Regions from separate parts of the Homo sapiens genome. Here region 2 is linked to region 1. The links are chromatin contacts, found by Hi-C or POLR2A ChIA-PET in ENCODE. All regions are on one chromosome and are shown on one strand. The core of a region is the stretch at or near the end of the contact, and the rest is flanking DNA. Distances in the headings are between cores, read along the strand shown.

Region 1 (4,449 bases), core at 1,542-4,041:
AAATACAAAAATTAGCTGGGCATGGTGGCAGGTGCCTGTAATCCCAGCTACTCGGGAGGCTGAGGCAGGAGAATTGCCTAAACCCAGGAAGCAGAGGTTGCAGTGAGCCCAGATCGCGCCACTGCACTCCAGCCAGCCCGGGAGACAGAGACTCCATCTTAGAAAAAAAAAAAACCTAGAGGGCAGGAGGAGCAGCTCAGGTATTGGAGCTGGGAGCTGGAACCTCGAAGAAACCAGGGCAATTAGGCTCTCCAACTCCCTCTCCTACTTCCTCTCTTGCCACAAAACAACATTCTCTGCTTCTTGGGGCACCGGTCAGGAAATGCTGGCTCCCCACTAAACTGTTCCAGACTTGGGGTAGGACTGCAGGTAGGGTATAAGAAATGGGGCAGGGCAAGGAAGCCAGGAAGAGTAAGGACAGGCAGGCAGGGGCCAGACAGGCGGGGCCGATTCTTTAAGAACAATTCAACAGATACCTGGGGCCCCTGCCCAGCTTAGAGCTGGAATGTGGCTCCTCAAAACCCCAAGGGTCCTGCCTTTTCTAGTCCCTCCCTTCCTCTCCTGAGAGTTGACCACTCTGGAGATTTGGGGGTTTTGCTTGCTTTTCTTATCCAAATAAATAGAGGGTTCTTTTTTGCCTGCCTTGATTGTTTTCTTTCTTTCTTTCTTTTTTTTTGCTGAACAGATGTTTGTGAGGTTTGTTGTCGTTGTTGTTTTGTTTTTAGTAGAGATGGGGTTTCACCATCTTGCCCAAGCTGGTCTTGAACTCCTGGCCTCAAATGATCTGCCTGCTTTGGTCTCCCAAAGAGCTAGGATTGCTGGCATGAAACACCATGCCTGGCCCTGTGGGGTGTTTTAAGGTTGACATGCGTAGCTGAGGAGAGGCAAGGCTGGTCCAGGACCTCCAGTCCCCTTCAGGGAATGGAGTGACAGTGAGAAAAGCCAGCGCGGCATCCATCCTGGACATCTTGGTAGAGCCCTCTCCCTGGACAGCCTGGCCAAATACAGGAGAGAAGGCGGCAGGCTCCCTGAGGAGAAGGAAGAGATAGTCAGTGGTGGAAAACTGGCAGAAACTTCTCCACCACTTCATCCGCGGAGATGATCCTCCGGACCCTGGCATTCACGTTGGTGGTTCCACCTACAGATGCCTGAGCCAAGCCCACGGGTTTCGACCCCAGCTCCACCCCTTCGGCCAAGCAGTCACTGGGCCTGGTGGACAAGGTCTACCCTGAGGGTTCTGGGAGTGAAGGGCTGGGCTGGGGAAGGTGGCTCTGGGCCCTCTGGATAGAGCAGGAGCAACCAAGTGGCTAGACAATGTGCCCAGGGCCGGGGCATGGGTTGGGGGGGTGCCTGAGCAGGAGAGCCAGAGGGCCAGGGAATAGTAGCTCTGGGGAGCTGTGTCTGGGAGCCACATCTGGGTGTGGGGGGACAGCTTTATAGGCCCAGCTCAGAAGGGTCCCACAGTGACCTAGGCCCTCTGGGATCTGGGATGGAGTGGGACTGCCTCAAAGCTGTCATTGTCGCTCCCTCACCCGCCTGACTGTCTGGGACTTAAAATAGCAGGAGCACAGCGGATCTCCTGAGAAGTTTCTGGCAAAGAGGTTTAGGGGGGGAGGGTGTGAGTCGCCGCTGGGAACTCTTGAGTTTGAAGCTCCCAAAGCCCAGCTGCTCCACCCCTGCCCCCAGGGAGCCTAGAATCCATGGGCGGGGCAGGTGGGGGGTCCTCTGTTCCCTCCCTGTCCTGCTGTGGGAGTGGGGAGACTGGGTCCTGCCCCAGCTCTGCCATGGAAGCACCGGCTAGATGGCTGGGCCAAGTCCTGCCCCCTTCGGACCTCAGTTTCCCAGATGTACCAGGAGTTGCGGACCTCAACATCTGCTGAGAGGTCCCTGGAGTTCATGGCAGGTGGTCCCAGTACAGACACCCAGAGTCAGACAGCCATGGGCTGAAATCCCAGTTCCACTCCTACTGGCTGAGTGGCTCTGAGCAAGTCCTCCCAGCTCTCCGGGTGAGTTTCTTCACCTGTAAATTAACAATGAAACCAAGTCCTGCTCGTTCCAAGCTTCAGATTGCGCTATCCGGTAAGGATCCTGGCAGCTCCTGGGCAACTGCCCCCCAGCCCCAGCCTCCACCCCATCCTCAGATGGCACATTTTGTGCTGCCAGGAATGTTAACAGCAACGTGACCCCACTTTTAATGCCATGTACTTTACACACACTACCTCTGGCTTCCACGCCCTGGAGGACAGAGCTGGCTACTGTCCCCAGCGCTCTCCTGGGACATCCTTAACCTCAGTACTGGCCACTCCTGGACGGAAGGGGTATTGGCTCCTGAGGGGGCCCTCTTGGGCATCTACCGTGTGCCAGGCCCTGTGCTTGGCTCACCCCTGGAGTCCTGTGGGGCAGGGCTGATGCTCCCGGTTGTGCAGATGGGGAGACAGGCTCGTTGCTCCCCTGTATCAAAGAGGTGCAGGGACCCCTTGCAGTTCGCAGTCCGCAGGGCGCGGGGCCGGGCTCTGGGCCGCGCGGTGCGTGTGGCTGGCGCGCCCTCTAGTGGCCGCTCTGCCTGCCGTGTTGCCCCGCGCGAGAGCTGCCCTAGAGTGGACGCGCAGCCGCTGGCGCGGGAAGTCCCTTCTCCCAGCCCGCCGCGGTCCCGCCTGCTGCGGCTCCACCTCCGCCGAACTGCAAGCGGTCTGGCCTGCCTGTCAGTCCTCGTGGCTTCGCAGGGACCCCACCATGGCCGCACGCCCCGCCCCGATTACCATGGAGACCGCCTGTACACAGTTTCCTCTTTCCTCTGCCCAGTCCTGGGGTCCCGCGGCCGCCTAGGAGGGAGCCCGCCGGGGCGGGGCGGGGCCGGGTGCCCATGAACAGCGGGGTCCCGGCCACGCTGGCCGTGCGGAGAGTGAAATTCTTCGGCCAGCACGGCGGGGAGGTGAGGTCCAGCGGGCTCTGCCCAGACTCCCGGCTTTGGATGCAGAGTGGTTCCTGGTTCTGTGTAGTGGGGGTTCCAGAATGTTCTCTGGGCAGTGGCTCAGGACATTGAGTCCAGAGTAGACTTTGCTAACCCAAGAAGGATCGAAGTAGGTTCTCAGCTCCAGTGCCGGGCCCCAGCTCCAGAGCAGCTCTAGGTTCTAAGCTCTGCCTGTAAAAAGAGCCCCGGGCTCTGGGCTCTGCCTCGAGAGGGGCACAAAGCTCCCTGCTGACTCTGGTGTTTTCTGGGGCCCTGGCTCTAAAGTGAACTCAGAACTTAGAGTAGATTCTGGACTCTCCGTTGTCAGCTGCGGCTCTGGAATGGGCTCTTAGCTCTGGGGTTCCAGGCTCTGGTTCCAGAGAAGGCTCTTGCCTCCAACTGCAGGCTCTGGCTTTACGGGACTCGAGAGAGGGCCCAGTGGGTCCCGGGTTCTGGGCTCTGGTGGTGGAGTGAGGCTTGAAGTCAAGCTCCAACCCCAGGCTCTTGGGGGGCAGTGTTTAGGGGTCAGAGATGAGCGGACAGGGGTTTCTTCCCCAGAATGGGACCGCTTTTGTGCTGTTTCTAGGTCAACTCTTCTGCCTTCTCCCCTGATGGCCAGATGCTGCTCACAGGCTCAGAAGATGGCTGCGTGTATGGCTGGGAGACCCGGAGTGGGCAGCTGCTGTGGAGGCTGGGTGGCCACACAGGTGGGGCTCCCACACCTGGCCGGGAAGACCGAGGCACAAGGGTCTGGCATGCTGCAGAGCTGACTGCAGTGACCTCCGATGAGCTGGGCACGGGTGCAAGGCAGGGCTGGGCAGGTTGGGAGATGGGACGAGATATCTGGGTGCTGGGGCTTAGACTCTAACAGGCCTGGACTCAGCCTTCTTTAAAAACACACACACACACACACATACATACAAAAACAACTGTAATGTAACACAGTAATACTTACTGTTGCATCCTTTTTTGTGTGTGACAGAGTCGCTCTCTGTCACCCAGGCTGGACAACCTCGGCTCACTGCAACCCCCGCCTCCTGGGTTCAAGCAATTCTCTGCCTCAGCCTCTCGAGTAGCTGGAATTATAGACACCTGCTACCACACCCAGCTAATTTTTTTGTATCTTTAGTAGAGACGGGGTTTCACCATCTTGGCCAGGCTGGTCTTGAACTCCTGACCTCGTGATCCACCCACCTCGGCCTCCCAAAGTGCTGGGATTAAAGGCGTGAGCCACTGCACCGGCTTTGTTGTGTCCATTTTTAAGTGTACAGTTCAGAGAATCCAGTACCTTCACATTGTCGTGACACCAATCTCCAGAGCTCTTCCTCTTGCAGAACTGAACCTCTGTCCCCACTAAACAAGTCCCCAATCTCCCTCCTCCCAGCCCCTGACAACCACTGTTTTTCTTTTTGTCTCGATGAATCTGACCTCTCTGGGTGCCTCTAAGTGGAGTCACACAGTATTTGTCTTTTTGTGACTGGCTTATTTCACTTAGCATG
Region 2 (4,449 bases), core at 1,194-3,693, 270 kb after region 1:
TGCCACTTTGCAGGATTTTAGGAAACCACGTGTGAGCACCTTCAACATGCACTCCCCGTCTAGAAAAGAATTTCCAGGACACTGTCAAACAGGCACACATGCCTTCCAGGCCAGGAGAATATATGGAGAGAGAACTTAGGAGAAAGAAACCCCAAATGCAAAATAAGAATACAAACAGTGGTGCCTAGCCTTAGAGTAAAATGTTTCCAAAACAGCTGCCAAGTTTATGAAAACCCAAGCACCTCTCCTTTTGCTTGGTTTGTCATGAAGATAGCCATTTCATGACAGACTGCGTCAATGCAGAGAATTAAGCCAGTAATGCAGAAGTTCTCAGAGATTAGGAGCACTCTGAAAAACCTGAAATGAGACAAAAGTAAGGCAATAAAAGACTAGGCTTATATATTAGTCAGGGCTCTCCAGAGAAACAGAATCAACAGGAGAGAGACAGAGGTAGAGGTAGAGAGACAGAGACAGAGGTATATATATTTAAAAAGATATTTATTAAAAGGAATTGGCTCATGCAATTATGGAGGCTGAAAAGTCCCAAGATTGTCAGTCAGTAAGCTAGAGACCCAAGAGAGCCTATGGTCTAGTTGCAGTCCAAGTCTAAAGGCCTGAGAACCAAGGGAATCAATGGCGCAAGTTCCAATACAACAGCTACCATGCTCAAGAGCCAAAGTTTTGGTTCAAGTCCAAAGGCAGGAAAACACTGATGTCCCAGCTCAAGGAGTCAGGCAGGAGAAGCTCCCTCTTGCTCAGTCTTTTTGTTCTAGCCAGGTCTTCAAATGATTGGATGAGGCTCACCCAGACTCGGAAGGGTATCCGTTTTACTCAATCACTTCAAATATTAATTTCATCCAGAAACATCCTCACAGACACACCTAAGATAATGTTTGACCAAATGTCTGGGCACTCAGTGGCCCAGTCAAGTTGACACATAAAATGAACCATCATAACTGACTTGGCTCTATTTTGCCCACTCTTCCCAAAAAGCCAAGAAAAGGGGTTGAAAAAGAGTTTAAAGCCTGGTGAGAGAGAGCAGGCAGAAGAAAACTGACTCTTCACTGGATAACTACCTTACGGCCCTTCCCTTAACAAGGCAAACAAGAGCAGAGGACTACCTCCCAATCTGTGTGGGAGGCTCACGCCTGTAATCCCAACACTTTGGGAGGCCAAGGTGGGCAGATCACCTGAGGTCAGGGGTTCCAGACCAGCCTGGTCAACATGGCAAAACACCGTCTGTATAAAAAATACAAAAATTAACCAGGCATGGTGGCGCACACCTGTAGTCCCAGCTACTCAGGAGGCTGAGGCAGGAGAATCGCTTAAATCCGGGAGGTGGAAGTTGCAGTGAGCTGAGATGGCGCCACTGCACTCCAGCCTGAGAGACAGAGCGAAACTCTGTCTTAAAAAAAATAAAATTAAATTTAAAAATGAAGGCCAGGCGCGGTGTCTCACGCCTGTAATCCCAGCACTTTGAGTGGCCGAGGTGGGAGGATCATGAGGTCAGGATCCAGACTAGGCTGGCCAACATGGTGAAACCCTGTCTCTACTAAAGATACAAAATTAGCCAGGTGTAGTGGCACATGCCTGTAATCCTAGCTACTCAGGTGGCTGAGAGAGGAGAATTGCTTGAACCCAAGAGGTGGAGGTTGCAGTGAGCCAAGATCGTGCCACTCCACTCCAGTCTGGGCAACAGAGTGATACTCCATCTCCAAAAAAAAAAGAAAGAAAAATAAAACTGAACTGCCCTTTAATCAAAAGATATCTGCTTCTTAAGGCCAAGGTGGGTGAATCACCTAAGGTCAGGAGTTTGAGATCAGCCTGGCCAACATGACAAAACCCTGTGTCTACAAAAAATACAAAAAAATCAGCCACGCATGGTGGCAGGCACTGTAATCCCAGCTACTCAAGGGGCTCAGGCAGGAGAATCACTTGAACCTGGGAGGCGGAGGTTGCAGTGAGCCAAGATCACGCCACTACACTCCAGCCTGGGCGACAGAGTAAAGACTTTGTCTCAAAAAAAAAAAAAAAAAAGATAGCTGCTTCCAAAACACACACACATATTCTCTCTCTCATGCATGCGTGCGTACACGTACACACACACACACACACACACACACACACACACACACACATTCTCTCTCTTTGTCCATCAGAAACCTATACAGGATAAGAGAAATCTTAGCTGGACATTGAGCCCCTTGGGTACAATGAAGCCAGTGCTGGAAGAAAGGAGACTCTCCAAGGAAAATCACAGATTCACATAACTCAGCCCTTGTGAAGCCAGGACAATGAGTCAAGCTGTTGGCTTGGACTATAGTCATCCTCAAGGCTCAACTAGAGTAGGAGGATCCCTGTTCAAGCTCACTTTTCTGAGCCAGTCATGTGGCTGCCAGCAGGCCTCAGAAGATCTACATCCAAGCTAGCTGTTGTGGTTGCTGGCAGGCCTCACTTCCTCACCACATGGCCCTCCCCATGGGCTGCCTGGGTGGCTGTCTTCACAACATGGCAAGTGCCTTCCCTCTATGCAGTGCTGCCTCATACCATGGAGTTAGCCTCCCCCAAAGTGAGTTGGGGGTGTGTGTGTGTGTGTGTGTGTGTGTGTGTGAGAGAGAGAGAGAACACACATGCAAGGCAGAAGTCAGAGAGAGAGAGACAGAACACACATGCAAGGCAGAAGCCAGTTTTTTTAAAACCCAATCTGAGCTAGCCAGCTAGCCTCCCGCAAAGTGAGGTGGGTGGGTGGGTGTGGGTGTGTGTGTGTGTGTGTGTGTGAGAGAGAGAGAGAGAACACACATGCAAGGCAGAAACCAGTCTTTTAAAAACCCAATCTGGGAAGAGACATCTCATCACTTCTCCTGTGTTCTATTCACTAGAAGTGCATCGCTAAGTCCAGCCCACACTCAAGGGAGGAGAATTCAGCTCCATCTTTTAAAGAAGGGAAAATCAAATCATTTTTGGATAGATCATTAAGTCCCACTACAGGGACTAGAATTACTGATGAAAATATAAGTAGCCAGATAAGTTATTAAGACATCAATGGATGTTTTATTATCATGGTACTTCCCAATCCCCAAGATGATAGTCCTATTTGCTTCTTTGCCTCAAGGGAGGTTTGTGCATGTTTTCTGAAAATATGAACTCCTTGAGGAGATTATACTGAGGGAAGAAGGGTAGAACAATGAGTGCCTTTGGCGGGAGCTGGGGGTTAGGTAGAAATAAGAAGAAAAATGGGAGCAATTTATCTGAGAAGAAGGAATTCCTTCAGAATCCACAAAAAGGGAACCTGCAACCCCACGTCCTAGCAGTGCCCAAGTCCTCAGAGAGAAATGGGCATGTGTTGTACCAAGCAAAGCTGAAGCCTGTACATCAGAATCCCCAGGCTTCAACGCCTCATATCCTCTTAGACAATGTGCTCAGTCACATCCAGCACAGGCTGAAAATCAACCTTCCACCCTTCTCCTGGTACCTCAAAAGCCTATTAGAGTCTCACATAACTCTAAGGAGGGGTGGATCTCTATTATTAATCACTGAGATTGTATTTCTAACCAGTTTGGTAGAATTGAGGGGGAGAAGGTCCCAGGGCAGAATTTTTTTTTTTTTTTTTGAGACGGGTTCTCATTATGTTGCCCAGGCTAGTCTGAGCTCAAACTACGCTCTCACCTCAGAATCCCAAAGTGCTGGGGTTACAGGTACGAGCCACCACACCTGCCCCCAAGGGCAGAATTTGATTTCATTTAAAGGAATTAAAATATTGTTAATACTTTTTGCTTACCTGATTTCATGAGGTAAGATTCATATGTGCTATACAGTCAATTAATGTACTAACCTATGGATATCTTTTGCAAATAAGTAATATTGGTGGTTTCAAAGAAAGTTCCAAACAAGCTGCTCCATTTAAGATTTTTCCGGCCGAACGAGGTGGCACACGCCTGTAATCCCAGCACTTTGGGAGGCAGAGGTGGGTGGATCAACTGAGGTCAGGAGTTTGAGACCAGCCTGGCCAACATGGCAAAACTCTGTCTCTATTAAAAATACAAAAATTAGCCAGATATGGTGGTGCGTTCCTGTAGTCCCAGCTACTCGGGAGGCTGAGACAGGGGAATTGCTTGAACCCAGGAGGTGGAAGTCTCAGTGAGCTGAGATCACACCACTGCACTCCAGCCTGGCCAACAGAGTGAGACTGCATCTCAAAAAAAAAAAAAATTCTAGGCCAGGTGCAGTGAGTGGCTCACAGCTATAATTCCAGAACTTTGGGAGGCTGGGGCAGAAGGATTGCTTGAGGCCAGAAATTTGCAACCAGCCTGGGTAACAAAGTGAGACACCCATCAATACAAACAATTTTTAAAAATAAAAAACCTGCCGGGCACAGTGGCACATGGCACCAGCTACTCAGGAGGTTGAGGTGGGAGGACTGCTTGAGCCCAGGCGTTCAAGGTGCTGTAA

The links. Hi-C counts contacts between places; a loop is a spot of excess contacts on that map. ChIA-PET counts read pairs that join two places held with the same protein, here RNA polymerase II (POLR2A). Pooled maps may share reads with other maps.
Region 2: a loop to region 1 is called in a pooled map, with 3 times the contacts of the local background. The contact joins the enhancer-like site here to the promoter of WDR38 in region 1. A Hi-C loop is called at or near these places in 1 of 168 maps with a recorded cell type or tissue (CD4-positive, alpha-beta T cell), 1 of 37 single-sample maps with no recorded cell type and 6 of 50 pooled maps. POLR2A ChIA-PET finds 5 or more read pairs at or near these places in 15 of 52 experiments (AG04450, CD4-positive, alpha-beta T cell, CD4-positive, alpha-beta memory T cell and 11 more).

Annotation. Positions count from the first base shown.
Region 1 is chr9:124,850,669-124,855,117 of GRCh38, forward strand. WDR38 (WD repeat domain 38) reads left to right here and starts at 2,792. Exons shown (of 9, transcript NM_001045476.3): 1 at 2,792-2,932; 2 at 3,537-3,657. The coding sequence starts at 2,864. RefSeq lists a silencer at 2,844-2,893.
Region 2 is chr9:125,123,813-125,128,261 of GRCh38, forward strand. All of the region lies in intron 2 of SCAI (suppressor of cancer cell invasion), which reads right to left. Among named protein-coding and RNA genes, the nearest start is that of SCAI, 17 kb to the right of the region's middle. Within about 2 kb of position 2,444, at least 21 of the 41 ENCODE cell types and tissues checked have a DNase peak (open chromatin) inside an H3K27ac peak, as active enhancers do.